Linked DNA regions of Mus musculus: regions 1 and 2 are each linked to region 3. Evidence: chromatin loops called from intact Hi-C (ENCODE). Cell type or tissue: heart. All regions are shown on one strand. Each heading gives the region's core, and the rest is flanking DNA. Links, peaks and the distances in the headings are about the cores only.

Region 1 (10,069 bases), core at 3,459-7,458, 910 kb before region 3:
TGCCATTGACTTTCTGCTGAGTTAGGTAGGAGTGTGTTTGGTTGTGCAGCCTCCTTGAGATTAGGTAGGCGACAAGGTGTGCACCCTGATAGGGCCCTACTGGATTTTATATGTTACAGTGCTTGCTATTGAATAAAGCATGGCTCACCAAGCTTTCTTGATATACTTGGAAGTGGCTAACTCATTAGTGAAAGGTCCAGAACAATGTCAGGGTTGAAGTTGCAGATTGGGCAAGAGTGGGTCTGATTTTTCTCTCGGTATAGCTGTGACTTTATTCTAATCCCAGAGCTGTGCCCACACTGAGAGTGGTACCAGATCCCAGCCTAGTTATGATATGTCCTAGAACTATTATGTTAGAGAACAAGGTTTTTAGCTTTCCATTGTAAATGCAGAAGGAATGCAGTGTAAATTTGTTCAGCCATATGTTTCCTAGTACAAAATAGTTACGATTTGTATCTCTGAAACTTGGTGGGAGGACTAATTAAATCCTGGAAAAGGAAGCTGAAAGATGGCTTTGTTGTTATAGTTATGGCTCCCATGGTTCACATGTTAGCCCTCAATGCCTGACATTCCAGTTCCAGGGAATTCTATGTCTTCTGTCTCCATAGGCACCAAGGACATGGGTACTACACACACATATCTTTAACACATGGAAAGGTGCTCCACCTATAATAAAAGGGGCAATATATGCAGTATGAGATGTGATATTATATCAGTGAGATGGAGAAAAGTTTTTAAGTCTAGTAGGACTATGGCAAATGGAACAGGTCTGATTGCAGAGAGGAGAGGAAAATGAAGAACGTTCAGCAAGAATGAGTTGAGACAAAGAGGCACCTGCCTTTGTACCAGCAATTCCATTTCTCAATATGTATCTCAGGGAGATTTTCAAATGACCAAAAAGGTGCATAGAGGTGGTTGAGGATAGCTATTGCATTAGCATAGTTTATGATAAAGACAGCATGAAAGGAAGTCCCCATCAGTGGGGAAATGGATGAGCTAGTATAATGATTTATTGCATTCTGTGTAGGATCTGGACTTTAGGACCCTGAGATGTATCTTATGCATAAATCTTGAATGTAATTTTAAGTATAAAAGCAAGTCTTTTAAAAACATTACTTTATTCATTTACATTCCAAATGTTGTCCTCCTCCCAGTCCCCCCTCCCAGAGTTCTTTATCCCATCTCCTTTGTCTTTGAGAGGGTGCCCCTCCACTCACCCATCCACCCATTCCCTACAACTCTGCCCTTGGCATCCCCCTTTCCTGGAGCACCAAGTCTCTTCAGAATTAGGCATATCCTCTCCCACTGAGACCAGATAGGCCAGCCCTATACTACATATGTACCTGGAGCCACAGACCAGCCCATGTATGCTCTTTGGTTGGTGGCTTAGTCTCTAGGAGCTCCAGGTTATTTGACACCATTGCTCTTTCTATGGGGTTGCCATCCTTCAATCCCTACCATAGCTCTTCCATAGGTGTCCCTGAACTCAGGCCAATGGTTGGCTATAAGTATCTGCCTTCTATCTCAGTCAGCTGCTGGTAGAGCCTCTCAGAGGACAGCCATGCTTAGTGTCAGGGTTTGGTGCCTGCCCATGGGATGCATTCCAGGTTGGACCAGTCACTCAATGGCCTTTCCTTTAATCTCTGCTCAATTTGGGCACAATGGCAAATATCTGTGATATTAGCTACTCAAGAGCAGGAAGATACTGGAGTTTAAAACCAACCTGAGCAAGATAGTGAGACCATTTCTGATGAGAAAAAAAAAAACAGCTCTTAAAAGATTGCATAGAATATAATACATTTTATTTGCATAAAAACATAAACACCATGTCTTTATGATTCTATAAGGAAAGAATAATTTTTAAATATAAATGAAGAAAGGATATGTACCAATGTCAGGCGATGGCTAGTACCGAGGAATGGAGGAATAATGTTCTCAATTTTTAACTTATAGACCACTTTTGGTGGTGTGAAAGGCGATATATACAGCCTTTCATGTTTTGGCTTTGAGGACAATATATAGACAAATTTCATGAGTTTATCACCTTGTTATAAAATGGGCTTTATGCTAGGTGGATCTGCCTAATTGTAGGCTAATGAAAGAAAGTGTTTTGAGCCAAGCGACAGTGTTGAGTATATTAGATGTAGTAAATGAATTTCTACTGTTTTAAATTAGCATACAATGTAACAGGTTTCCTTAGTATTCTCACATACACAGTTTTGTCAGTTCACACCGCCAGCTCCTCTCCTGTCTCCTAGCCACAATCCCTGATGTACTCTTCTGTCCCCAGACTGCCCCCCTCCATTTTCACATGTCCAGTGATCTCTTAGCCTCACCATCCCCTCCCTCTTAAAGATTCATTTGCCCAATCTCATAGGCCTCTTTGGTTGTGTGTCCTCTACCTATCCTTACTTCATCATTTGTATATTTTTGATCATTTCAATCTATTAATTAGTTTACTAGGAACTGCATTGCAGACTGTGAAGTTACTGCACAGCAAAATGTGAAGGCATAAAGCCTAGGTGGAGAACCATGGGCATCATCATGTTTTTAGAATGCAATTTTGCTGAAAAACCTCCATATCTTGGCAACTTCATCATTTGTTCCTTTGTCCGGGGGAGTGATAGACCTGACAATCAGGATAGATATTCCCCTAACAAGGACATTTTGAAGAAGAGAGAAAAAAGCCCAGGGCCAGTGATGCCCTGGTACTGAGTGCCTTGTGCTGAAGGGATCCCTCCCCATTTTATCCCCTGCCCTAGCAGTTAATGGTGCTTCTATGAGTTCCTGCTGAGCATTGTTGACCATAGCACCACTAAGGATACCAAGTGTATGCTCAACTTATAAGTCAAGTTGAGAATTCCCAGTGAGTCACTTGGGCCTTATCAATGAGTTCATTTTAACTTTTTTTTTTTTTGACCGAGTCTAACTATGTTGCATTGGTTGACCTAGAACTCATTGTCAAACCAACCAACCAACCAAAAACAAACAAACAAAAAACCAAGCCAGTCTTACCTTGAACTTACCCACTTCTTCAGCTTTGGGAATGCTGGGATTACAGACACGTGCATGGCTGTCAGGGAGACTCAACTAGTTAGACCATTTAGATCTCACTTGAGTGTTGAGTTGAGCTTTGATTTGTGGTCAGCTTACACTTTTTTTCCTCTTCCTCCAGAACCCCAAACCAGTGAATTCCTAGCCAGAGTGAATTCTCCTTTGTCCTGAATCCATTTGCTTCCATGGGTGCTATGTAAGATGATCCTCAGTGACATGTGTGTTCTTTTCTTGTTGTGTGTTTAGCTCACGGACACGTATAGACAGTCCCCATCTCTGAGTCGTTTTTTCACTTCTGCTGATATCTTGGATTTCAGGTAAGAGCTCAGATCTTTACATCTTGCCATCTTTCTCAGAAGATCACCTACTCACCTACCCAGCTTATCTCCATTCACCCCCAATGATCTCCCTGAGCTTTGCAGCAGGAGAAGACTTGGGAGTAAAAAACACAGTGTCACGCTGCAGTGGTGCAGGGCAACATCTTAGCTCGGAAAAGCAGAAAGAAGGAAATCGTGGACTAATTATGTGATTCAATTATGGTCACCCTCAGAGAGGAAAAGCATGTCTATCCAAGAGAAACATTTCTGTTTAACAATAGATACAGAAATCAATTCAGGGCAGAAATAAACACAAATCTCAGAGAGGGACATGATTTATGTGCTGCAGCGGTGACTCAGGGGTGACTGGCCTCACACAACATTACGAACATAAAAAATGCACCTGTCTCTCCTGTCTCCTTTCTTTAGTGCTACCACCAATGATGAATAACACTCACCCCTACAAAATTAACAACTCTGCTTGCCTTCATTTTTTTGTCTGTGCATATATTTACTATATTCAGTGTCCATGTATGTATACATACAGTTTTTAAAAATATTTTTATTAAATATTTTACATACAGTTTTTTTTTAATTTCAATAAATTTAATAGTTTGAACCAGTCAAAAGATACACACATTTGTGTGTGTGTCTGTTTGTGTAAAGGAAGTATAAGTAGTAATTTAATAAATGATTCTTTTTATTACTGAGATTACTGAAAATACTTTAAATAAGATTTATATGAGAAAGCCTTATTGTCAATTGTTCCTAGGGTGTCACTGGGAGGTAGTGATCAAAGTTAACATTATATGTTGTGATTCTCCCACTTAAATCATAATACCAGTAGATCCGAGAGAGGAGCATGTAGCATCAGTGGTAACTTGATGAGATAGGACAAGAAAGGACCTGAAGTTTGATGTTGTCTTCCTTCTTCAGATGTCTCTTGCTGCCCAATGGGGACCCTACTGTCTTTAGTCATAAGTCACTGGCACAAATATGGGTGTAGGAACGGGAACATTGGATAGTTGGATCTCACATACTTTGCTCTATCCATGTGACACGTTTTTCTGTTTGAAGACTATAGTAGAGCTGTAGTGGAGCCACTATGAGCATACTGGGTGTTTCCAAGAATCTGCCCTTGCTATGGATATAAAGGATCTGAACTTAGCATTCAATAGGTGGGAGTAGACACAGGGAAAACCCACAAAAAGACTAAGTAAAACAGGTCTAGAAATTAGGCCAAGGATTAGTGTTAGAGAATTTTTTAAAAATTTATTTGTGGGGTGGGAGGCTGATAAGACTGCTCAGCTATTGAGAACACTTCCTGTTCTTCCAGGGGACCTGTGTTCCGTTCCCAGGACCCATGTTTAGCAGCTCACAAACTCTTATTTGACTCCAGCCCAGGGAATCTAGCAACCCTTCTCTCTCTCTCTCTCTCTCTCTCTCTCTCTCTCATACACACATGAGATAGAGAGATTTTTAAAATATATTTTCTAAATAATAAAAAAACCAAGAACTTTAGTACTTCAGATAAAGAACTGTCAGTGTGTGTGTGTGTGTGGGGGGGGGCAGTCAGTCTCATATAGCTCAAACTCATGTAACCACGGTTGACTTGAAATCTGGTCCTCCTGCCTGCACACGCTGGGCTTACAGGCTTGTGCCATTGTGTCAGGTTTTCTTGAATCCAGGGTTTCAAGCCTGCTAGGCAAACAATCCACTAACTGAGCCTCCACTGCCAAGCCCCCACGTTTTTAATGTTTATTTAGAATTTTCAAAACCATCACATCTAAAATGATGTCCTTGCACATGTAAAAAAAATATTCCTATGCTCAGCGCATGCATTTGTGTCTACAGAGAGGTCCAGAACGGGCTCACCAGCACCGGAAAGTACCTCTTGCTGTGTCAGTTGCTAGATCTACTCCAGGGGTACGCTGCTGTGGAAAAGTCCACAGAAAAAATACCTCCTTCAAATGGCTACCTTTTATAAATCTACCAGGGGAGACAGGGGTGGTAGAGGCAAGAGAGACAGGGACAGTGTACTCAGACTGGGTCAGACACCTTGATATTCTCACTTAGCTTTCAGCTTGATTTTCTGAACATCCACTCAAGACCTGCTTCATCAGTTAGTCCAGATCCTTAGCAGTGGGTATGCAGAATTGCTGCCTGCCCGCCTGTGCCTGTCCGTCCTCCTGAGTGATAAATCGCTGTGCTAATGATACCTGCAAACTAGGCTAGCTGGATTGAAGCTTGAAAATGGGCTTTTAACACCACCTTTAGTGGCACCATGGTAACTGGGTCTGGTCAGAGTCTCAATTTACGCTGTAATTTATTTGGTTCATAGGGCTTGGCACAGTTTTTTGCTATATGGGAGAGTTTGCAAACCTGTACTATAAAATGTACAGTCATTGACCTATGTGACATCTGGCCTCCAGAGGGAGCTCTTTGCCTATCCTTGGCATCGCAGTGGCCTGATTAACTCTGGAGAGACCAAAGCATCTATAAATCTCTCTCTAAAAGAATCTCTCTGATGTGCCCTCCTGTTAATTTGTTTTTTATTATTGCTGAGCCTAATCTGGGCCATCTTGACCAAAGCAATAGAAGAATTAAATGTTACTTGTGAAAGATTAAATGTTGAGGAAGCCACTTAAGCTACTAATTTAGGACAGACCTATAATTATCTTCACTGTAAAAAAATTTAGAAAAGTGTGTACTGAAAGATGAAAGGGTTAGAGCCTCCTCGGAGATGAAAATTCCTGAGATCGCATTACTAAGAGATTTTTAAAAATGATCATCGTGCCGTCAGGAGCTCTGGAAGTGCACATGAAGGAGTATCTCCCCAAACAAACAATGCACAGGTCATTCTCTGGGAGATCAAGAGGTAGGGAGTTGATAAGGTTGCCAGACCATCATGATTTTATAGGTTAAGTGGTTAAACTTGGGGGAGGCTAGGATCAAAGTGTGTGTGTGAAAACCTATGAAATAATAAATAAATAAACATTTTTAAAGGAGCTCATTAAGTATCCCCAGTGTGTACATGTAGTGGCAGCATTGGAAACGTGAAGACAGGGATGGAGGAGGGGCTTCCGGGCTCGCCACACAGCAGGAAAGCTAATATCAGATGGGTGCTATGCCAACGCTCACTCTTTCTTTATAATAGTTGGATTGTGTCCCTCCCTTCCAAGGCCACTCTCTGCAGTCCCCTAAAGTGTGAGCAGATGGCGTGGTTGTGTGATGGCCACAGGAGGATGGCTCGAGGGCAGTGAGTTCTCCTGGGCTAGTGTGTCCTCTGAAGCTGGTTCCAGGAAGATGTGGAGCCAAAGAAATATTAATGCTGAGATTGGTGTCTGAGTCTTGATATGTTTCTGCTTCTTCGTTATAATGTCTGTTTGATTTTCAGTGTTGAAAATGCCACGGTAACCTATCACTTGCAGTTTGGAGTTCCATCTGAAGATGATGACTTTATGAAATACATGATGAGTGAAGAGTTGGTGCTCGGCATCATGCGACAGAGCTTCCACGATAAGAACATATCTACCTGTGAGAGTCTCGGGCTTGACCCAGAATCTCTCTTGCTCTATGGTAAGTAGGAAAAGCCAAGAAGCAGGTCCTGTAGTGATGGACAACTTGGTATGGCAGTGTTGGTGTCTTGTATTGTGTCAAATCAAGTAACTCTTCACTCTTGCACAAACTGATCTCTTGCTCTGGAGTTCACATCCTGTATGCAGACGGAGCAGTGAGAAAATACTATGGAAAAATAAAAAAGGCCACCGTCCCAAAGAACCTCTCTGCAGAGCAGCAGAATGTCTGCCAGGATCTATATGAACACCTCCACCCAAGCCAACCACCTCCCACAATATCCCTCATCAGTTTCTCCTGGCGCACTGATGGTGATTTGAGGGGCTAACACTTGACAGTTATTGTCACAGGAGATTACAAAGAGGGGCCAAATGTTAAAATGCCCTCATCATCTAAGAGGCTACATCAACATGTTTATCATGAATCACAGCACAATAAGTGAGCATCCAATAAACATTATTTGACTTTTGAAGAGTATTCAGCATACACACACACACACACACACACACACACACACACACATATATGTGTGTGTGTGTGTGTGTGTGTGTATGTATTTGTGCATGCATACAGAGAGTGAAATTTTTCTATTCAGAATTGATGACGTTTCCAATTTGGTCTAAGATTATATACTCAGACTCTATGACACCATATGTAAATACAAATGTCCAGAGTAATTTCTTTGGCTTTTGAAAATTAGTGACCAGCCTAGTTTCACTTCTGCTGCTGTGATAAAAACACAATTTCAGGCTCCATTTTGTTCCTGCGGGGAATTCAGGGATGCAGGAACTTGAAGTTTCTAGTCACGTCATAACTACAGTCAAGAGCCAAAGGGAAAGAAATGCTTCCGGGCTTCATGCTCAGCCATTCTCTATACTCTGACACAATCCAGAGCTCCAGGCTCGGGAATGTTCCTGCCCACTTTCAGATTGAGTCTTCTCATATCAACCAAGGCAATCAGCAGTCCCCCACTGTCACATCCACAGGCCAATCTGACCTAGGCAATCCCTCATCGAGATTCTTTGCCCAGGTGACTCTAGTTTGGATCAAACTAAGCACACAGTGACTTTGATTTGCCTTTGTTTTCTTTTTAGAATGAAGTGATGGGGGTGGTCTGCGTCGGAAAGCTCTGCTGAGTCTCAGATGGAAAACAATTCAGAAGGGAATCTAGCAGTGACCGGAAGGAGGAGACAGTTCTTCCACCGATTCTACGCAGATGTGAAGTCTGCGTCCATCACAGAACAGCAGACTGAGAGCTGTCCCCGCTGGGTGCAGGAGCTAGAGGTCTGGGGTGAATCTACGATCCCACATGAGATCCCCACTGCCTTTGAAGCACTGGCTGCTTCTACTAGCACATGCATGCTTTTCCTGGGTTGCAGAGATAAGCATCTGGCTTTGTTTTAGGCAGGTTCTGTTAACCCCAGCTGATGGGGTGAATCCAAGCTGCATCAGGGTAGCCAAGGGGAGGAGGTAGATGGACCAGTTGTTTACTGAAGCCCTCTCCCCACTCACAAGTACATCTGATGGACCCCTGAGCCAGGGCAAGAGGAAAAGGAAGGCGACTCCAAGACCTAAGGAGTGTAGGTCTTCACCTAACTCTACCACCTATACCTGACAGTTGAGCTCAGTCAGGCGTATCGTGGAGTATTATATAGAGAAAGATGATTGATGTGTCTTAATTGTTTCTCATCTTTGCATTGTTGCTGAGATGACTATCTTTTTAAAAAACAAACAAACAAACAAACAAACAAACAAACAAACATATCTCTTTGAGTTTTGGCCAGGGTGCCTCTTTTAAGATTGCCACTCATGTGGGTTATTATTGTTATTGTTATTATTATTATTATTATTGAAGTCATCAAAGGATCATTAAGACTACTTAAATTTCTGCTACTGATACCACACACCAGCTTTGTGTTACCTGGTATCACCAGGATTCCTGTAGGACTCAATTTCTTGAGATGTTTGCGTGTCTTCCTGCAGATGATCGCTAAGCAGAGAATTTCTGTCCTTTTGAAACTGTCCAAAACAGTATGCAAGTCCCTTGGAGGGACAGAAGGAAGCTACTGACTGTATCAGTCACCTATGGATATAGATTGCCTGTCATAAGACAACAGAATATTTGTTTTGTTGGGGAAATTGCCTTCCTGGAAATTTTCTGGGAGAGTTAGTCTCATTGTTGTATAATGAGAAATTCCCTAGTCTGATACCTCAGATAGATGAGGCATGGATACAGGTCATTATGGCAGGCAGCTGTGTATGAATATGTGTCAATTATAGGGTCTGAACAATGTGAACTTGCTTTCTTATTTAATTATTATATACTATAGTAATATAGCACAATGATAATTGCTGCATTTTAACTTATTGATTACACTTTCAGGTTAGTTCCTTAAATTCCAAAAACAGGTGGATTTTTCTTCTTCCTTATTTTATTTTATTTTTACATGTTAACTGCGATCTCTCATGTGCCTTTACTATTTTTTTTAAGAAGTAACAAAGAATTTTAATATATAACGATCTACAAACATTTACAATAAATTATTTTTGCAACTGGGTTGTTTTCTCATCTGCCTCTTGGGTCTTACCTCATTAAGACAGTGCAGTTAGTTAGGGGATAGAAGCGATTGTGCGCATGTGTGAGGAAGATGAAGCCAGGTTGGACCAGGTTGGGCTGGGGTTGACTGTGCCCTCCTCTCATTTTCGGGAAGAGTGGGAGGAGCCTATTCCTACCTTCTTTCTCTGCAGTGCTTTTTAGGCACAGAGTGTTACACTCAATCTGCAATGTCCCCCATAGGCTTATGCGTTAAACATTTGTTTCACAGTTAGTGATACTGTCCCGGGAGGCTGTATAACCTTTAGCGGGTGGGGCTCGCTAATATAAGGAGACTGCCAGAGGAAATCAATTGAGGTTATGGCCCAGTCAGGTTGGTCCAAGCTTTAGTCTCTGTTTCCCAGTCGACCAAAATGTGGACTTTCCTGCTGTGTTCTCGCTGCTGTAAGTCCACCGTGCTTTCTGATTCATCATGGAATGAGACCATGAATCAAAGTAAACCTATCTCCCATGAAATTGCCCTTGGGTGGGGCTGGAAGGGTGGGTCTGTTCGAATCTGGGTACGGGC
Region 2 (10,069 bases), core at 2,756-6,755, 300 kb before region 3:
TGTCTACATAAGTACCACATAGGCAAGAAAGGGATATCAAATCCCCTGGAACTGGAGTTACAGGTGATTGTGAGCTGCCTGATGTGGCTATTGCGAAACAGATGCAAGTCCTCTAAAGAAGTAGCAAGCGGCTTTAGCTGTTGAGCCATCGTTTATCGTTTCTCTAACCCCTATCATAACCAAAGTTTTATGGAGCACAGCACCCTACATAAGTGTCTATGCTTAGATTCATCTAAGAATGGACAGTAGTGTAGACGTGTTATTGGATGAAAGGCTATGACAAATGGTGACAAGCTGAGGGACATTCAACCAGGCTGCCTTGATTCCTGTCCTGTAGGAAAGGATACCACCCAATACTCTGAGGTCCTATGGGGAACACCAGACTCAGAAAGAATTTTCTCCAAACTCTCCGTATTCACTTAGAGAGAGCTGCCCTCTAAACAAACTCACAGTCAGGAATTCTCAGTCCCAACATTAACACTCATTAGGGAAGATGAACTTGGGTGACAGGCAGAAAACTAGAGAGAGGTTGGTTGACACCATGACAATTATCGATTTTGTTATTACCTAAAATACTTTTTAACCTACATAAATATTCTACTACTCTCTCCCTCCCCTCCCTCCCTCCCTCCCCTCCCTCTCTTATAACTCATGACCACAGCCCTCAGATCACACACACACACACACACACACACACACACACACATCCCACCACCACCACCACCACTACTTCTTTCTATATTTCAGCTTCCATCATCAGACATGTCTTCAAATCCTATATTTTGTGGAACTCTTGCATGCATGAAGGCACCTAAACAGTTTTCTCTCCTGACAATATGCTCTATGCCAATTTAGATTGTATCATGGGCAAAAAGCCTGGGAAGGAATGAGGAGGCCATTTCTTCCCCCCTAAAAGTATTCTTTCTTCCCAATGGCTAAGGCAGAACCCATCTGAAATGAACTTCATATGGTCTATTTTCAAGAGAAATTCAGAGAATTTCTTTTTTTAATTAGATATTTTCTTCATTTACATTTCCAATGCTATCCCAAAAGTCCCCCCTACCCCCCCAACCCCCCTACCCACCCACTCCCACTTCTTGGCCCTGGCATTTTCCTGTACTGAGGCATATAAAGTTTGCAATACAGATGGGCCTCTCTTTTCAATGATGGCTGACTAGGCCATTTTCTGATACATATGCAGCTAGAAACACGAGCTCTGGGAGGGGGGGTACTGGTTAGTTCATATTGTTGTTCCACCTATAGGGTTGCAGACCCCTTCAGCTCCTTGGGTACTTTCTCTAGTTCCTCCACTGGGGGCCCTGTGTTCCATCCAATAGCTGACTGTGAGCATCCACTTCTGTGTTTGCTAGGCCCCAGCATAGTCTCACAAGAGATAGCTATATCTGAGTCCTTTCAGCAAAATCTTGCTAGTGTATGCAATGGTGTCAGTGTCTGGAGGCTGATTATGGGATGGATCCCCGGGTATGGCAGTCTCTAGATGGTCCATGGAAGGAGTTACAGAGACAAAGTTTGGAGCAGAGAATTTCTTTATGACCAGACCTGGGAGCAGAGAGTCCAGAGTGACCTAAAACCCTTCCATTTTTCTTTAGTTCAAAGGACCTCGGTGTTGAATTTTCTAGGCCTTCACATTGCAAGCAGAGTAGAGTAAAACAACACAAATATGTTACTTTACACCTCTGAATGACAGAGTCTACAATGGGTCTCATTATGCTTAAATTAAGTACAGAAAATCCAGCTTCTTGTTTCTCAAGGCCACTGGCATTTCTTGAATTCTTTCTACATATCCAGAGTGAGCAGTGCAGTAAGTTCAAATCTCTTCTTCCTATCTATCTATCTATCTATCTATCTATCTATCTATCTATCTATCTATCTATCTCTGAGAACACCTATGACCCCCTTTTCACTTCAAAAGGTCTTTGTGGTTATCATGAAACCCCAAAATACATCTTGAGAGATACATTGGTTTGACTTATATCAAGATGGCTAGTCAGAGAAACTGCACACCACTACATAGTCAGTGATATATCCTGTCTGCCCAGAGAAGATTTTTTTGGAGACTGGAGTCTGAGAGTTGGCCTTGGAATACTTCATCTGTAGAAGGAGATTGCTTTGTTCTTCGTGCACACCCCATTCCACCCTCGAAGTCTTAGGTCACTTCCATTGCCCTGGAAGCTAAAACTTGTCTCTTGCTTAGCTCTGGATCAGATTGGGCCACCATGGCCTCTTTGGATCTTGTGCTGAATTCATGTGCTTCCCATGTTTAGTGTATAAGTTCGTATGTTCTTCTTCCCTAATGCGCTACACAGACCCAAGGTGGGGGGGAGTGAATATAAAACTACCCTACTTTACACTGGTTCCTCTTGGATAACCCAATAAATGTTTTGTATCTTAAAGTCAATAGATTAGTAAACTTAATTCTATCTTTAAGCTTTAAAACCTCTTATTTTTCTCACCTTATAAGTAGCTTTCTTTAAAGATGTGGCTCCTGATGGGTTGACCACAGTCCAGTGGATGTCTTCACAGTCATTAGCATAAGTTGAACTCAGTGGGTTATTAAAATAAGGAGATGTGAAGTTAGGAGGTTGAAGCATGAACCTAGGAGGAGGTGAAGTTGGAGAGAGGGTGCATATGGACAAAACACATCATATGAATGCATGAATTCTCAAAGAATTAAGACAAACACAACATAACTAACAACAAATCTGTAAGTCCTATCCTCTGAGAGGTGAAGTTGAGTCCAACGTTTCACAACCACTCTTGTTTGGCAGCCGGTGAATTAAATTGTTTCTTTTCAGCAGAACTTTTATTGTTGAAAGACGGTTCTATTACAGTTCATTGCCTGATAGCTATTAAATAGTTCTACATCAATGAACAAGTTCAGTTTTGTATTGATGATTGCCTATGCCTATGTTTGTTTTTCAGATTCTCTTTAAATTGATCTTAACATCTTACTCTTTCCTTAATTTTTATGTAATTCATTATTTGAATCTTTGTGTTCATTATATATTGAGACTCAATCTCACCACTTGTCCTTGCCTAGCCTTGAATTTGTTATGTAGACTAGATTACCCACAAATGTTCAGAAATCCTCCCATGTCTCCCAAGTGTCAGAATCCCAGGGTGTGTCGGTTTTACCTTTAAAAGTTGATTTTAACATCCTTGAAATCACCCAGCAACCAAAAACTACCTGTCAATCACCAGGAGCTGTAAGCTTTCTTTGTGGTACATTCCAGCAAACAATAATTTTGTGAGTGTTAGTAGAAATATCCCCTGAAAGGAAGGTTTCATTTTAAAATAAACTGAAGAGATATTTTATTTACCAATCCCCCTTTGGTGTCTGTTTTGGGTGTAAATATTCTTTAGAAAGTCTTATTCTAGGCTCTAGGATCCTTGTGAACTGTTGACAGATCCATGACCGAAATCTTCATACAATACCGAGCTCATATCAGGAAAGATATTTATTGTCTTAATTCTTTTCAATTAACTTTACAACCTCAAAATGTCCTTAATTATTTGTGGTTAAAGTATGTGAATCCAGTTGGGTTGCAGGTAGGCTTTAAACTGTCCAAGTGTGAGTATAAAATGAAGAACCTCAAAAACTAATTTTCAGTGTCTGATACCACAGCTTCCTTGTAGCTAAGGGCCCAGAAGCTAGTGGTTAAATGACCTTTAAGGGGCCATCCATTGTCTGTTGCTATCAAGTGAGGTACACGCTGCTTTTTATGTGTAATATGACCATCTTATTACAACACAAACCAAACCACGGAGATAAAAGGACACTTGTTCAATGTATACAGCACAGGAATCGTTGCATCGTCACTGAGGCCCATGTGGCAGGAAGCGACATGAAACACAGGCACCCAGGCCCTTATCTGATTGGGGCCAGGCACCACAAGTCAGAGTTCAGAAGTTTAGTATTTTAGAGAAACTGACAGGTCATGTACTTTACACCGCTCCTAGTAGGAAGTGTGTACCCTGACATGCCTACATTACTATACATTATAATGCTTTTAGATTATTATAATATACTACAGTCTTGATGGAAAACTGGGCTATGTCTTGTTACTCTAAAGTATGAATATGTCTATCATAAAAAAATAAGGTATTTGGGGAGATGGAGAGTTGGCTCAGCATTTACAAATGCTTGCTCTCCAATCATGATGACAGAATGGGATTCTAGCACCCACATAAACAGCTTGGCTTTCTGCAAAGGTGCGTGACTCAATCCCTGAGGGAATCTAATAATCTCTTCTACCTCTACATGCCAGTGCTCATACACATACACACACCTACTCACATGAGCACACACAGACACAAATACACACAAATAAATTAAATTTCATTGTGAAATATAAAGTATTTTGCTGTCAAATGAATCTTGAAACAGCTTCCATGGTCAGCACTGAGGATTCTGGCTCCTTGGTTTTAGACTTGAGCAGTCCACTTTCTTTCTTTCATTTATTTATTTATTTATTTGGGTATTTATTTCATTTACATTTCCAATGCTATCCCAAAAGTCCCCCACACGCTCCCCCACCCACTCCCCCACCCACCCACTCTCACTTCTTGGCCCTGTCGTTCCCCTGTACTGAGGCATATAAAATTTGCACAACCAAAGGGCCTCTCTTTCCACTGATGGCCGACTAGGCCATTTTCTGATTTATATGCAGTTAGAGACACGAGCTCCGGGGTACTGGTTAGTTCATATTGTTGTTCCACCTATAGGGTTGCAGATCCCTTTAGCTCCTTGGATACTTTCTCTAGCTCCTCCATTGGGGGCCTTGTGCTCCATGCAATAGCTGACTGTGGGCATCCACTTCTGTGTTTGCTAGGCCCCAGCATAGTCTCACAAGAGACAGCTCTATCTGGGTCCTTTCAGCAAAATCTTGCTAGTGTATGCAATGGTGTCAGCGTTTGGAAGCTGATTATGGGATGGATCTCCGGATATGGCAGTCTCTAGATGGTCCATCCTTTCATCACAGCTCCAAACTTTGTCTCTGTAACTCCTTCCATGGGTGTTTTGTTCCCAATTCTAAGAAGGGGCAAAGTGTCCACACTTTGTTCTTTGTTCTTGAGTTTCGTGTGTTTAGCAAATTGTATCTTATATCTTGGGTATCCTAAGTTTCTAGGCTAATATCCACTTATCAGTGAGTACATGTGAGCAGTCCACTTTCTAACTAGTGCAGTTTTGGGTCACTCAGGGTAGAATAGATTTAGCCCCTAGGGGGAGCTCCAGGCCTCTGGTTCCATCTCATTGCTGCCACGCCCCTCATATCAACCCATAGGCCAAGGCAACCATCCAGGCATGCCAACAGTAGCTTTTAGTGGACCACCCCCAAAAGACTGCAGTCTCTTTACTGGTGTATTGTTTTTGTTTGTTTGTGTCGAAAATCTTTCTTCTACACATATGGCACGATGGATGGCCAGGAAATTGATTGTTTCCTGGCTCATTTTAGATACTAATGTCCCATAGAACTTAAGATGTTGCAGGCTGCCTCTCCCCTTTCCTTGGTAGGGAGGCTTTTGTGTCTTCCTTCCTTGTCATCAGCGTGGTACAACAGTGAAGTCAGAGGCTCTGACTTGAACTCAAAGAGGTGCCGGGATGTGGGGGATACGGGGTGTTGGATGTGGGGGTTGGGGTGGAAAGCCTTCACTAAATGAAGCAGACACCTCTGCATGCTTTGCCTGTCTTGTCAGGACACACTATTGAACTTTAGGGTAAAAATTTACATAACCAAACTTGAATTGCTGGCCTTTCCCTCTACGGTTGTTTCCCACATGAATTTTGGGGGGAGAGATGGCTATAGCAAGGTTATTTCCTAGTTCCCCACACACTGTCTCCTCATTCAAAAACAACTTTTAAACTATAGTTGGGGCTGGAGAGATGGCTCAGCAGTTGAAAGTACTTGCTGTTCCTGCAGATGACCCAAATTCAGTTCCCAGGACTTACACGTGGACTCCCAACCATCTGTAACTTCAGTTCTAAAGAACCCAATGCCCTCTTCTGGCCTCTGAATCAGGCACATATATAATACACATACACATGGGCTGGCAAACACTTGTACACATATAATGATTTTAAAAATTCATCATTTAAAACACACACTTATCTAACATTTATACTCACTAATCAGTTGTTGAAAATAAAAGAAACCTCGTAGAGAAATTACATTAAACAGAGAATTACTTATTGGCAAGGGTATTTCTTGGATCACTTTCAAGGATATGAATCTTTATAAATTTTTTTTTTTGAGATTTGGTCTTGATCTGTTGCAAAGGTTATCACCAAATTCACGTTGTAGTCTCGTTATGATATTAATCATCTTGCTGTAATCTCCTGAGTGCTTAGATTAGAAGCATATACCATGTGCAAACACTTCACTGAAGTACCCAAATTTTTATAAATACTCCAAATCTTTTAACTTGAACATTTTAGACCTCAGAATATCAGTTTATGTAACTGAGAAGTTAAGTATCTTTTCGTTAAAGATTTGTTTATTTTAAAATTTTTTGTGTATACATTTTCTGCCTGCATGCATGTTTGTGAACCATGTATGTACCTGGTCCCCACTGAAGAGAGAAGCCATGTGATAGCCTGGAAACGGAGTTACAAATGGCTGTGAGGTGCTATGTGGGTGCTGGGAACTGAACCTGGGTCCTCTGATGTTAATTTTAAAACAGAATCACTAAATATGGCTTAGGAAGTTCAAGTATTGAACTATGTGCTAATAAATAAACAATATTCCTGTTTTGGTTTCTTCTCTGTTCCCGTCTTAAAACACTGACCAAAAGCAAATAAAGGGTTTATCTGGATTACAGCCTATAGTATATCACCGAGAAGCCAGAGCAGCAACACAAGACAGGAACCTGAAGGCAGAACCTGAAACAAGCCATGGAGAAATGCTGCTTACTGGATTGACCGCCACAGCTTGCTCAGCTTGTTTTTTTATATATCCCAGACCCACTTGCACAGGGATGGCATGGGCCCCAGTGGGCTGGACACTCTCACATCAACCATCAATTAAGAAAATGGCCACAGACACGCCCACAGGACAATCTGATGGAGGCATTTCTCACCTGAGTTTTCCTCTTTTCAGCTTACTGTGGTTTTTGTCAACCTGACGATAACTAAGCAGCGCAATTCCCAATCAGGAAAATAAACAAACCCATGCACACGTGCACTTGCCTAGGTGTGCACTCTCTTGCTTCTGATTACATTTCAGCCCTTAACTCCTTCCATTTACATCTTGAACTTGTTTGCTTTTATACTTTCTATGTGGTCACATTTATAGAAATCTTTTGGTTTTTTTTCTGAAGGCAGTTCATAGTGTCCATTTACACCGTACCAGCTTAGCTTCAGAGGGTAACTTTGCACCCACATTGAATACACACACCCCTGAACAATTGCAATGACATAGGCATCAGCCAATAAAGACAGATGCTGGCTTCCAACTGCAAATTGCACGGTGCTAGGCCACACAGTTAAAGTCCCATCGTGGTAGGTATACCTCTTGTAAGAGTTTATTGATTCTATTTCAGCCTCTATTACTGTTCCATACTTGGCTCAGTTGTGAATGCATCTTCACACAGCCCTAAGGGCACAGTCAGAGAAAACATGTGTTGCAGTAATAATGAATCAGAAGACAGAAGTATAAACTAAACTGATGCTGATGCCTTCTGAAGTACATACAGGAAGGAAGGAGCTATTCTCTGTGGAAGCTGATAATCTGCCTCTGAAAGACAGGGTGTGGCCTCTAAGAACCTGTTCTTGTAAAACAGACCAGACTTACAAGGCTGCATCAAGCCTCCAGCTCAAAAAGAATTGCTGCTAGCCTCTTTCAAATTTTCCTTTCTAGAAAGCACCAAAAAGGTACTTCTTAAGCTTACTGAGTGTAACCTCCTGCTGTAGCAACATAGGAACCCAAAAATACACATTTCATTCAAATATCTTGGAGCTTTCTGAACTGTGGACTACATGCTTTTAGTACATGGCATGGATTATCTAACTTAGAGGTCTGTTCTGTACACATGAGTTCATAATACCACCTCTTCACCAAGCAGGAAAATCTACATATGGCTCTATCAGACACCCTAACTATCAGGGGAGAGAAAGAACTGAGACCATAGAGTCAGTACAGGAAGTTGCAGACAATAGCAAAGCTACACACAGACTTAGAAGAATGGTCTCTGAACAAAACTGGGGCAACTCAAAGCTGCCACCCTAACTGTTCTGCTGACTTATAAGGATGACCAGGCACTGTCACAACTTCCATTTCAAAAGCACATAATATTGTCACCAGGAAAATATTAAAACAACATTCTACTCTATGCAGGGGAAATATAGGCCACTTCACCTCAACAATACTTAAAGCATATAGAAGGGTTTTCTGATGGATATGAATGTAACTTAGTGGGGGAAAGTTGGTGGTCTCATTGGTTGGCCATTTTCTGTTCTGTAAAGCATGGGCTGGCTGGTGTTAGATAAAATCCCCCCTTCCTAGGTCTCTAGGCAGTGAGCCCAAACTCTCCAGTGTGGAGAACCTCTCCCTTCTAGCCCGTTCTATGATCTTTATGTGCTCACTCTCGGCTCATCTTTGTAGGTTCAAAGCCAGCTCTGAACTTATTTTGATTTCAATTTCAATCAATTGCAGATCTCCTTACTCAGCTTTATAAAAAACATTTGTATGCTACAGCCACGGACACTCGCACTTTACTAAAAACCTTACACAGATTACATTAGAATATTTTTCAGCTAGGAGTCACAATAACCATGTCTGTAATCTGTACATGGAGAAGGGAAGTCGATTATTTTTCAGTTGTAGACTTGGCAACTTAAAAGCAACTTGTTGTTAACCCTAGAAGTTTGGTAGGCACCATTCTGCATCCCGCTTTTGACCCGTTATGTGATAAGATGATGGATTCTGACCTGCTGATTAGCAATGCAGGACCAAATGCAAACTCTTAAAACTCACATCACCTGTTACCAAGATAATGTTGGGTTTTACCTTGAAAATCATGGTCATGAGTCAGCTCATTTTAATCTTTGTTCATTCACAGTAGAAATGATAATGATTACATTTTATTTATGCTCACTGGGAGCTTACACCCTATCTCAAGTCTCACAGATGAGCTGACAAGGTGGGAAGGGCCAGGACTGAACTGAAGGTCTAGTTCCTGGGTGGTGATTGTGAAGAAATTGCTTCCTATCTTTGAGCATAATTTTTCTTAACTGAAGCAAATGGATGATAGATAATGTTTAAATTGCAGGTTGAGCACTTGGTAAAACGAATGAATGAGAATTATGGCAAGTGCTCAACATTTTTTATGTATCCTATTTAAATATGTATTTATTAAAGCTACAAGTAAATGTTCATGCCTCCCAAAGGAAGAAAGTGTTTACACACACACACACACACAAATGAATATCAGAATAAATGAATAGGAACAGGTACAGAGTAACTTTGAAGGCATATGGAGCTGTACCTAGAAGAATACAACCTTGCCAATCTATCCTTACTACATAGTATTACATTATTATTATTATTATTATTATTATTATTTATGCGTTACATGGGCTCTCCTAGACTGAATCAAACAATAGACTTTTGTGCTATTTATATTCTTCCAGTTCATTTAATCAAAACTTTTCCCTCAACAAACTTGCATATGGTGTTCCATTGTTCCAAGCAATGGGTAATTATCATATTCTGGGTCCTCACTCAGCTTCTCCTTTTTTCCCACAAGGCTCCTTAGATAAACATGAGCCCCAGAGTGGAAACCAGACACAATTTCTTCTACATCTCAAATCAGAGACCCTGACCTAGGTGTATCTTTCCTTCTCGCCATTCTCTTTCCTTCTTGTGCTCACTCATGATGCATAGTTATAGGCTCAATGACAACTTTGTATAGATTTTGAAAACCTCACTTTCAATTGCTTATTGATATCCTTAAAAAGCCTTATTAAAGGCATGTTTCTTTTCCTGTTAGGCAGTGTAAGACTGCTGACAGCAGAAACACACTTAAGCAAACTGGTCGGAGTTCACAAGAA
Region 3 (10,069 bases), core at 2,102-6,101:
GTTTCTGGGAGTAAGAATTTCTAAAGACCAAGCTCTTGGAGTACTTGCTAGGTAGAGACACAGAGTCCCTGGCCCCAGCCACAACAGCAATTGCTGGAAGAGGAGCCAAAAGGCAAAGTGTTGAGAATCCCCACAGGTTACAGTGCCTTAAGAACACAGCATTTGAACAGAAGCCAAATAGACCCAAACAGCTTCCAGTCAAGAGAAGGCGTCCTGTAGTCAAGGATACAGAAATGCCTTGCAGCAGCAGTCCAGCAAGCGCAGTAACAACTTGCAGCCTCCCAAAACCTTCATCAGCACCACCTCCACCACCGGCTGGCTGGGGACGACGCGGTTTTCTGTAGCTCCAGGCTGAGTTGCACTTGACATACACAGAAAGAACGTGACTGTCATTTTCCAAACACAGCATCTCTGCAGCAGTATGCAGCCTGAGGTGGCTATGCCCACTGTTCTTTCACTGCAACCTATGAGTCCCATTTCAGTGTCCCACCAGTCCCTCCCATCAGTCAACAGGCTCCCCTCATTAACACGCAACATGTACATCTTTGCATAGCTGATTATATTTCACCACCAAGCAGAGAATACCAAAGGGTGCTCCAGACAGAGCAATGGACCACCTACTTGGCAGACAACAACTGTGACAGGTCTTCAATTGAGCCCTCCAAATTCATATGTTTCAAACGCTTTAAGCACTGTTCTACCTGAAGGAGGAAACACAGCTCAAATTAGTATGTGTACATACAGCAGTCTCACAGATACGACCAAGAGTGCAAAGAAGCAAAGCATTTCATGGTATGGAAATAGCCACATAAGGCCTTCCCATTTAAGGCCAAGGAAACCCAAATCCCAAAACAATTTCACCAACCCAACAAATTTCTCAATTCAAGAAAGTTACTACATGCCAAATGTACTTGATGCTGTAAAGTGACCAAAATGAATGTAAGTCTCAACATTCTAATTTGTTGAGGGAGCACATTTATAGCTGGGAGCCTAATAAAACAAGAAAGCAAATTCTTAACTCAGTTTCAACAGTCTATAAGCACCAAAAATGAAGAAAGTGACTTAGTCAGAGTAACTACAATGAACACCTACTATGTGCAAGATATGCTAGGCAATAAGTATATGATACACTCCAGTTTATAGTAATAAAGATAGGTAGACAGATCAAGTACTTAACTACATGCTGAAATGGATATGCTTTATTTAACACTGCAATCCCCCCTTCTCTGCTTTTCCCTATAGCACTTCTTACCAGTTGGTATACCAGTTATTGACTGGCTGGCCGGCTGTCTGCCCTTTTCTCCAAACTATACTATAAACTCCCCATCGAGAAGAGAACTTGTCCGTTTTGTTCACGAGTGTGATCCAGTTATTAGAACGGGTTAGTAGGTTCTTGTGGGGGGGGGGGGGAGAAATCCATGTAGAATACAAAAACCTGTATGAATTCTCTAGCTGTCAGGAACGCCCACCATAGGTGCTCCCTGGACTGCACCAACATGGCAAAGGATTATGGGAATTGATCCTGGTCAGAGCTGTTATATTTTCAGAGCTACATATATACTGCTGAAAACTAGTCACACTTATGGGCTCTACCTCAGCATAGCTCGGTCCTTAAATTCACTGGGGCTGGCTTTTTAATGTCCAAGTCTGGACACCATCTTTTCAGATAGTTATTAACAGCCCAAGACAGTAACACTTGGAAAATAGTGAGTAAAATATGATTTGGGGGCGGGGAAGGGAGGAAGGGGAGGAACATCAGCAAGGAAGCTAGTAAATAAGTTTGATCCTGGATTCAAAAACCTAGGTAAAAGCTGCCCTAGAAGAAAATTTAGGGAAAGACCATGATCCTCTTTGACAAGGGAATCTTCATCTCTTGGGCCTTAAGCAGTAGGAGTCTAGCTAACCAGAAAGAGTATGTCTGTATAGTGAGAAACTCTGTCTTTTTCATAGCTGTAGATCCAACGCACTGCCAACAGAGAACTTTGAGAAAAATAAGTAAACACTGGAAAGATGGCTGTGTCACACAGCGCCCAGCATGCTGAGCTTTTAAAGGTACCTGCAGCGTTACCTAAGTGGCCACATGAACGGTACATGCAGAAGCCAGCTTCAGCAGCTCTCTGCCATGTTACAGTCCTGGAGCTCAAAGTCACAGTGTTTTCTTAATCTAAAATGTACATGAAACCATTCTACACCACAACTTACCATAAACCCACTTACACCAGCACACTGCTGATTAGATTATGACTCCAAAGGAGTAAACCACAACCCTAAACCACAACTGTTTTCTTTTTTAAGATTTTAGGGTTTAAATTAGTTTACTTTTGAACTAGGCAAAGGCACTGTTAGACTGTACATAGAGAAAGTTAAACTGGAAAGAATCAAAATACACTTGTTTGCTTGCCTGCTTGCTTGTTTCATTTGAGACAAGGTCTCTCTACATTGCCCTGGCTGTGCTGGAACTCACTACATAGACCAGACTGGTCTCAAACTCATAGAGATCCACCTACCTCTGTCTCCAAGTGCTGAGATTAAAGATGTGAACCACCACACCCAGCTTTGAAACATGCTCAATTATAAATTACTTTTTGAAATGATTTTGGAAAAATCAAAGACCAAAAAAGCTAAAATGTAATTGTATCTTAGAGGCTGAAACATCAAAACAATATATGAACTTTGCATGAGTAACAAACTAGTAAGTGGCAGTGTGAGCCTCATGTCCCTCAGTACCCGGCTATATGTGGAGCACAGAGCTCCCCTCACCTGTCTGAGGGCCAAATGGGGCTTGTGGTGGCCCAACCTGTTGTGATTGCTGTAGAGAACTGAGCATAACACATCTACTTCCGCATCCAAGGTCTGGCTCTTGAGTGACTGTGTGACAAGGTGGCACCCTTTAGTGACAGCTGCAGTGCAGATATCTAAAGCAGAGACAGTTAAAACGAGACTCAGTATGCAATCCTATACTTACTGCACCCACCGGATGAGAAACACACTAAAACAGTCTACCTCATTTGCTTTAAAGAACTCAAAACACAAACTGGCCTCAACTATAAAAATTAAGGATTCTACGAAAGACACTGGAAAAATGAGGGCAGGTGATCAATAAGGGAACATGTGTTAAATATTAACATGTGTCTGTCTTTACATCACTTTTTACCGTGACTGTGAGTAATAGACTGCTTTTACAGCTATCATTTGGTGTGCACTTACACCCCGAATATCAAAAAGCCTGGCCATGTTCCATCTATCTATAAACCCCTCACTTTGCTCTGCAGGTGAGCAAGACAGCATGCATACAATTACAGCCTTCAAAGGCAAAGGAACTGTATTTGGATACAACTTTTTTCTCTTTTTTAAGATTTACTTATTTTATGAGGACACTGTAGCTGTCCTCAGACACACCAGAAGAGGGCATCCAGCACCATTTCAGATGGTTGTGAGCCACCATGTGGTTGCTGGGAACTGAACTCGGGACCTCTGAAAGAGCAGTCTGCTCTTAACTACTGAGCCATCTCTCCTGCCCCATGAATACCACATTTTGATAAGAATATACAATACATTCAGCCCTCTACCTGTGAGCACCATCTGTGTATTCAAGCAACCTCACACTGAATATAGCCCCCCAAAATTCCATCTGTAATGTCATATTGTATAGGATTTCATAAGCAAAGTAGATAGTGTTAATGTATACAGAAAGATAGGTCCTACTGCAAATACTATCTACCATGTTATATAGACTCGAGCATGTACACATTTCTTTATAAGGAAGGATTCCTAGAGCCAATCCTCTGTGGATATCAATGGGAAACTACATCCAGAAAAGAGAAACCACCAGGGCCACTGGAAATTGTATTATGTAACTGAATGGTTATACAAATGTTTCCTAATCGGAACATGAGCAGCTGGGAAGCAGGCGTCAGGCTCCATCTGGTGGCTCAGAAAGGAAACACAAGCATTCTAAGTGAAAAGCTCTGTCCTATCTGGAGAAATTAAATCAGCTACCTGGGTGATGAGGAGTTGGTGAATTTCCCATAGTAATCTGTTTTTAAAATTGTGACTAAGGAATTAGAAAGAACTTAAAACTGCGTAGGAAAGATAGATGGGAAGAGGGGTGAGAATACTCGATAGGTTGTACTTAGTTAACAATTACCAAATGTGTCTGTAATGACAGCTACGGTCATTTGACTGTCAAACCAGGCACTGTTACAAATGCTTCGTGGTATCAACCTTTTCATTTCCCCAATATGGCCAAGAAGCTGGTACTATTTTTTATCCCCATTTTTGACTGGGGTAAAACCTGTCTTAGAAATAACAAAAAGTAACTGACAGTCATAGGACCAAAAGCAGCTTCAAAAACAAAAAGTTGGATGTAACCGTGAAAACTACAGTATTTCGTAGCTGTGTCTCCCGGTAGCTGAATGTCCCTTCGTGATTAAACATCCTTCAAGCTTAGGTAGGCTGCTCTCGCTCTGGCGCACACCTTTAATCCCAGCACTGGGGAGGCAGAGGCAGGGGGACTTCTAAGTTCAAGGCCAGCCTGGTCTACAGAGTGAGTTCCAGGAAAGCCAGGGCTACACAGAAAACTCAGTCTCAAAAAACAAAAACAACAACAAAAAACTAAGGCAACCCAGGTATTAACTCACAATTCGAAAGACCCCCACCTCATTATAATATTTAGGTTTGAATATTTTATTACGTTTTGGGGGGGTCGGGGTTGTAGCACAGCATTAAATCCAGGGGGAGATGTAGAACATATTACTTGCAGAAGTTGGTTCTCGCTTTTTACCACGTGAATCCTGAGAATCCTCATTTCGGCTTGGCCATACGCATGGGCCCATCTTTTCGTCCCACCCACCCAATAGGCTTTTCTAAAGGATCATGGGAAGAACGTTCCAAACGAGAGCCGGCCCGTGATTTGGGAGCGGGTAAATCAAATCGCCCGATCCCTCTTATATGGTTAACACCTCCACAGCATATATACTAACAAACTAAATTAAAACTCACAACACAGACCCCACCCCCACACACATCTCTTTGCGAGTCCCTGTTTTCTAAACAAACTGCTCTAACTATCTCATTTTTCCCCACTTGAGAAGAACCGAGAGACCAGAGTAACTCCCTCGCCCAGTAAGGGGAAAACGAGCTCTTGTATTTTAGAGACAAGCCGGAGGTCCGAAGCCCCGGCGTACGGTACTTGGGTGACAGCCCCGATCCTTGGGGACAGCACAGGACCCAGGCAGCGTTTGGGGGCTACACATGCAGGGCCGGGACTAGTCGTGCTCTCCTGTTCCAGCACAGTCACGGCGAAGCCCAGGCGCTTGCCAGCAATCCTCATGCCACACTATCCAGGCCGGACCTTCCGCCTGGCGCTCCCCTTCCCGGCGTGCCCCGCGCTCAGGAAGTCCCACCCCGTCCCACGTGAGCCCGCCCGCCGGTTCCCGGAGACACGCTAGGACTTCCTTGCCGGCCACACTCACCCAGGGTGGCGCTGGGGTCCCGCACGGTCAGCGTGCTGCAGTTCCCCGCCTGGGGGATCCTCACGCGGTTCCACGGCTCCGCACCCGGCCGCACCGCAGCGGCCATCTCGAGCGGCGTGGGAGGGCCGGGGAAGGCCGAGCGGAGCGTGAGCGAGTTGAGCGGCCTGGGCAGGAGAGGGAGGGAGGGAGGGGACGAGGGCGGAGCGGGGCGGGCCGGAGGTGTGGGGCCCGCCCCGGGGCGGAGTCACGGCCCGTTAGACCCGCTGGGAAAGGAGAAACGTGTTAGAGTATTCTGAGGCTCCTACATTTTTAGAGCAACTTCGAAGCTATGCATTTTACTGATGGATCCGAGTGAGGCCCAGCCTTTTAACTCTTACTCGGATATTTTGAAAAGAAGAACTCGCATCATATCAGCAAATGTGACATTCGTCACGTAGTCACGATTTATTTGGAGTAGTCAAGGAAAACTATATAGCTTGGATATAGCTCAACTTCAATAATTACAAAAAACCCAGAGGTTGTCTTGACCACCCATTATCACCGTCATTTTCTCCGACAAAATATTCCAGGCTCTGCTGGTTCTGATCACTGATTACTGGTGATTGTTCGTTTTAAGTCCTTGGGGCCTTCTTGCTTCTGTTCATAAGGTTTCTTTCGCAGGGTGGAGAGGAGCAGTTGGTGGGCATTAAGTGAGACTGCCAAGTTGCTTCATTATGTCTGCGGATTACCATATATTATCCCAAAAAGGTAATTTCTTCAGACCTCAGTGTGCTTGGGGGTAAAGACTTCTTAGAACAGTGCCTGCTGTACAAATTTTTACTCTTACTAGACGTATTTAACGCAAGTAATCTTGCCCTACTGAGATGCTCTCTGTCCTGTGTGTTCCTTACAGATAATTGCTCGTTTTTGTTTTTGTTTTTTTGTTTTTTTTTTTTTTCTGTTTTTTTGGGTTTTTCGAGACAGGGTTTCTCTGTATAGCCCTAGCTGTCCTGGAACTCACTCTGTAGACCAGGCTGGCCTTGAACTCAGAAATCCTCCTGCCTCTGCCTCCCAAGTGCTGGGATTAAAGGCGTGTGCCACCACTGCCCAGCTTAATTGCTCTTTCATTTGAACCATTTTGAAACAATCTCACTTCTTCAGTCAGCTCTGGGATCACTATCTTTAATAACACTTCGTAAACTATCCTCACACCATAACGACTTAAATGCCCCTCTAATGCACTACCAAATTACCTGTGTGTTAGTTTCCTATTTGGGCTGTAACATATTACCACAGACTTAACAGAATCAACATAATGTTTCTGGACTTGTGGAAGACAGAAGATATTTTAGTTGGAGATGTGTCGTGTGTGCACGTTGGAGGCTAAGGGTAGTGGTCAGGGTCTTCCTTTACCACTACCCACCTTTGCTTCTGAGTCAGGCTCTCCCGCTGATCCTGGAACTCAGTGTTTGGTGATCAGTCCCCAGAGGCATCCCTTCTCCATCCCAACCCTCTGAAACGCCTTCCTAGCCCCAGTTCAGTCTTACTGAGCTAAAATTAGCTGTTTAATGGGCTGTTTCCTTCTGAGGGCTTTAAAGAAGAGTTTCCTTGACTTTTCCAGACTTTTAGTGGTTGCTGCATTCTTTGGCACATGTCCACATCCTCCATGTTCAAAGTCACTACAATAGCATCCTGCAATATCTCCCCCTGTTCAGAGACAAGGAGAGATAGACTCAAGTGTTTAAGTAAAATAATCCACTTGAACATTAAAAAAGCTGTATTATGAGCCAGAAAGAAAAGATAAGGCAGCTGTAGACAGAGATATATTTGTGATGCAATGATAGAGATAAGGAACGAAAGAATGAGAGGTCTGTGTTTTCCTAAAGGAAGATTCACGGTCATAATGAAGAATAGAGAGAAGGGAATGGTGTTCTATATTCTATGAGCAATACATACTGAAATTGAAGCTTCTAGGAACTGGGCACATGGAAGAAGTACAGGATAGTTTTTAAGTCATGCTTGGAAAACTTGTAGACTCTAGAGAAGGACTCATAGACACAGATGGCCACCAAATATGTAAAACCTTACATACCTTAATAATCCAAGAAATGAGTATTACAATAACTGTGAGGTACTATTAAATAGAAAAAATGATGTCCTTTGTTACTGCATGCATGTGCGTGTTCATATATAGACACACATACACAGTCTCTTTTGTATTCCTTAAAATGAGAAATAAGCCTGGCTTGGTTTCACACATGTAATCTTAGCACTCAGACTGGGTAAAGTGGATTTCCTTGAGTTTGGGTTACAATCTGGACTACATAGCAAGAAAGCAGAAAATAGGAAATTATAGTGATTGCACTATAACCTTGTAAGAAATTTGTTGTTTTCTAATAGTTTGATAGTAGAATTTTCTCCCTCTAAGAATTTTATGCTGATATCAAATATTTAAAGCAAATATTAAAAATGGAATTGTATTGGCTAAGGGTGATGATAGGCCCTGCCATTAAGGCCTGCTGCTCTAGTTCCCATGGATTGTTCCAAAGCCCATACTTGAGAATGGTTTGAAATCCTAAGTGTAAATAAATATGAGCAATATTTATATATAATATAAATAATATCTATAATATAAATAATATTAAAATAGATAATAAGTAATGTTATATGTTACATTATGGTAGGTTTTTTAAAGAGTTTATTTTATTCTATCCAATGTCTACTGGTGTTTTGCCTGGAGAGAGAGAGAGAGAGAGAGAGAGAGAGAGAGAGAGAGAGAGAGAGAGAGAGAGAGGGAGGGAGAGAGAGAGAGAGAGGGAGAGAGGGAGAGAGAAGAGAGTGCATTTCATTCTGCCTGATGCCCATGGCAGTGAGAAGAGGGCCTTGAATTCCGTGGAAGTGGAGTAGCAGATGCTTGTGAGCCACCATGTGGGTGCTGACAACTGTACCCAGGCCCTCTGCAAGAGCAGCAAGTGTGCCCAACTATGGGCTCCTCTCACCAGTCCCCTAAGACTTTTCTTCTTTTTTTTTTTTAAGATTTTATTTATTTATTATATGTACACTGTAGCTATCTTCAGACATTTCAGAAGAGGGCATCAGATCTCGTTACAGATGATTGTGAATCACAATGTGGTTGCTGGGATTTGAACTGAGCCACCCTCCCCCTTTGTTTGGTTTCGTTTCCTTTCATATGGGGTTTTTGTTTGTTTGTTTTTTGTTTTTCGAACGGGTTTCTCTTTGTAGCCCTGCCTGTCCTGGAACTTACTCTGTAGACCAGGCTGGCCTTGAACTAAAAAACCTGCCTGCCTCTGCCTCCCAAGTGCTGGGATTAAAGGCGTGCACCACCACTGCCTACCCCTAAAATATTTTCGAAAGGAGTTTAGAAAACTGTAATCTGTTGAGGTTATACATTTATACATGTGGAATGCTCTAGAAAATCCTTAAAGGGTAGTAACAGTGATCAGTTTTCATCAGTAAGACAGACTTTTTTCTTCATTGACTTTTTATTTTCTATTTTAAAACTGAGAAATTATTACAATGTTGAGGGAAAAAATGCTTTAATACTAAAAAAAAAAAAAAACAAAGAAAAACACTGAAGACTGTGTGTGTGTGTGTGTGTGTGTGTGTGAGAGAGAGAGAGAGAGACAGAGAGAGAGAGAGAGACACTCTGATCTTATGAGGCAGTATATTCAGAGGCACATACTTTCAGGACTCTTCATTAAGGCTCTAATCCTATTTCTCTCACCGCAGTGCATGTTATACCACTATGGGCCACTAGAGGAGGATAACTTCAAATGAGACTACCTTTCTGCTCCCTTATTTTTAGTTAACAACATTGTTCTTCGTTGTACTGGCAGTTGATCCCTGACTCTTTCTTACTAGATCCCAGAAGCACCCACAGTAGTACCAGCAGTGCCTCCTTGGTGAGTTCCCTTTCACTAAGGGGCTCTAACGGATAAGATATTTGGAACCAGAGGTGGTCCCAGGGAACAGCCCCCTCAATATTGGATATTGAGTGATCTGGTCATATTATTACCTTGTAACACAATCTTTCTCATTAAGGCAATGGGACATAAGTCTGTGACACGCTGGGTCTTCATGCTTAATCACGTAAGGTGGACTGGGATGAAGAATTCCGGAAGTTCACAGGGAACCAAGCGTAGGTAGCACTGTTGCTTCTGAACCAACTGGAGAGCCTAAGACAATGACAACTGGAGAGCCTAAGACAATGACAAGACGGGCTCAAGTCCAAACCAGAGCTGCCGGGGTAACTACAAACGCTTCACTAGCTTGTTAGAATTTCCCACACACAGGGGCTCAAAACACAACATTGTGGGTTGCAGAATTGTAACTAAAGTAGCATTTGTGTGCTCAGACGCCTCATATGCAAAGATGATTAGTTACAAGAAAGACTTTGCACCTTGGTATGGAGACCACGTACTAGGACTTATGGAAAGCTGAGCTCTTGGGACTGCCTATCTGCCTGTGTCTGAAGAGACTGATATGAAGACCCTACAGTAAGCTCAAGGCCCACCCCAGCTGCTTCTCATTACCTCTAGGACTCTATCTAGATGCAGGTTTGGATTTGTTCTGAGGAACCAGGTACAAAGCCTGGC

The links. Peaks named below come from ENCODE experiments on the same cell type or tissue, not always from the same donor. Only the 100,000 strongest peaks of a DNase experiment are listed, where the experiment ranks them.
Region 1: a loop joins it to region 3, with 3 times the contacts of the local background. A loop is called at or near these places in 2 of 42 quality-filtered maps.
Region 2: a loop joins it to region 3, with 2.4 times the contacts of the local background. A loop is called at or near these places in 3 of 42 quality-filtered maps.

What each region holds. Positions count from the first base shown.
Region 1 is chr16:45,626,283-45,636,351 of GRCm38, reverse strand. It overlaps BC016579 (cDNA sequence, BC016579), which reads left to right. Exons shown (of 6, transcript NM_145389.2): 4 at 3,301-3,371; 5 at 6,769-6,950; 6 at 8,042-9,504. The coding sequence ends at 8,046. Among named protein-coding and RNA genes, the nearest start is that of Gcsam, 21 kb to the right of the region's middle. In heart, for the core only: CTCF peaks have their summits at 5,578 and 5,794 (motif pointing right); no DNase peak of the experiment used is centred there.
Region 2 is chr16:45,019,306-45,029,374 of GRCm38, reverse strand. It overlaps a transcript of Cd200r3 not described here. Among named protein-coding and RNA genes, the nearest start is that of Ccdc80, 70 kb to the left of the region's middle. In heart, for the core only: a CTCF peak has its summit at 5,245 (motif pointing right); a DNase peak (open chromatin) is centred at 5,284.
Region 3 is chr16:44,719,874-44,729,942 of GRCm38, reverse strand. It overlaps Nepro (nucleolus and neural progenitor protein), which reads right to left and starts at 5,642. Exons shown (of 9, transcript NM_145972.4): 1 at 5,475-5,642; 2 at 2,761-2,915; 3 at 622-701; 4 at 230-361. The coding sequence starts at 5,580. Gm30445 (a long non-coding RNA gene) reads left to right here and starts at 9,280. Exons shown (of 2, transcript XR_003951853.1): 1 at 9,280-9,376; 2 at 9,516-10,069. In heart, for the core only: a CTCF peak has its summit at 3,922 (motif pointing left); DNase peaks (open chromatin) are centred at 3,912, 4,452 and 5,422; H3K4me3 peaks cover 2,144 bases; H3K27ac peaks cover 1,672 bases.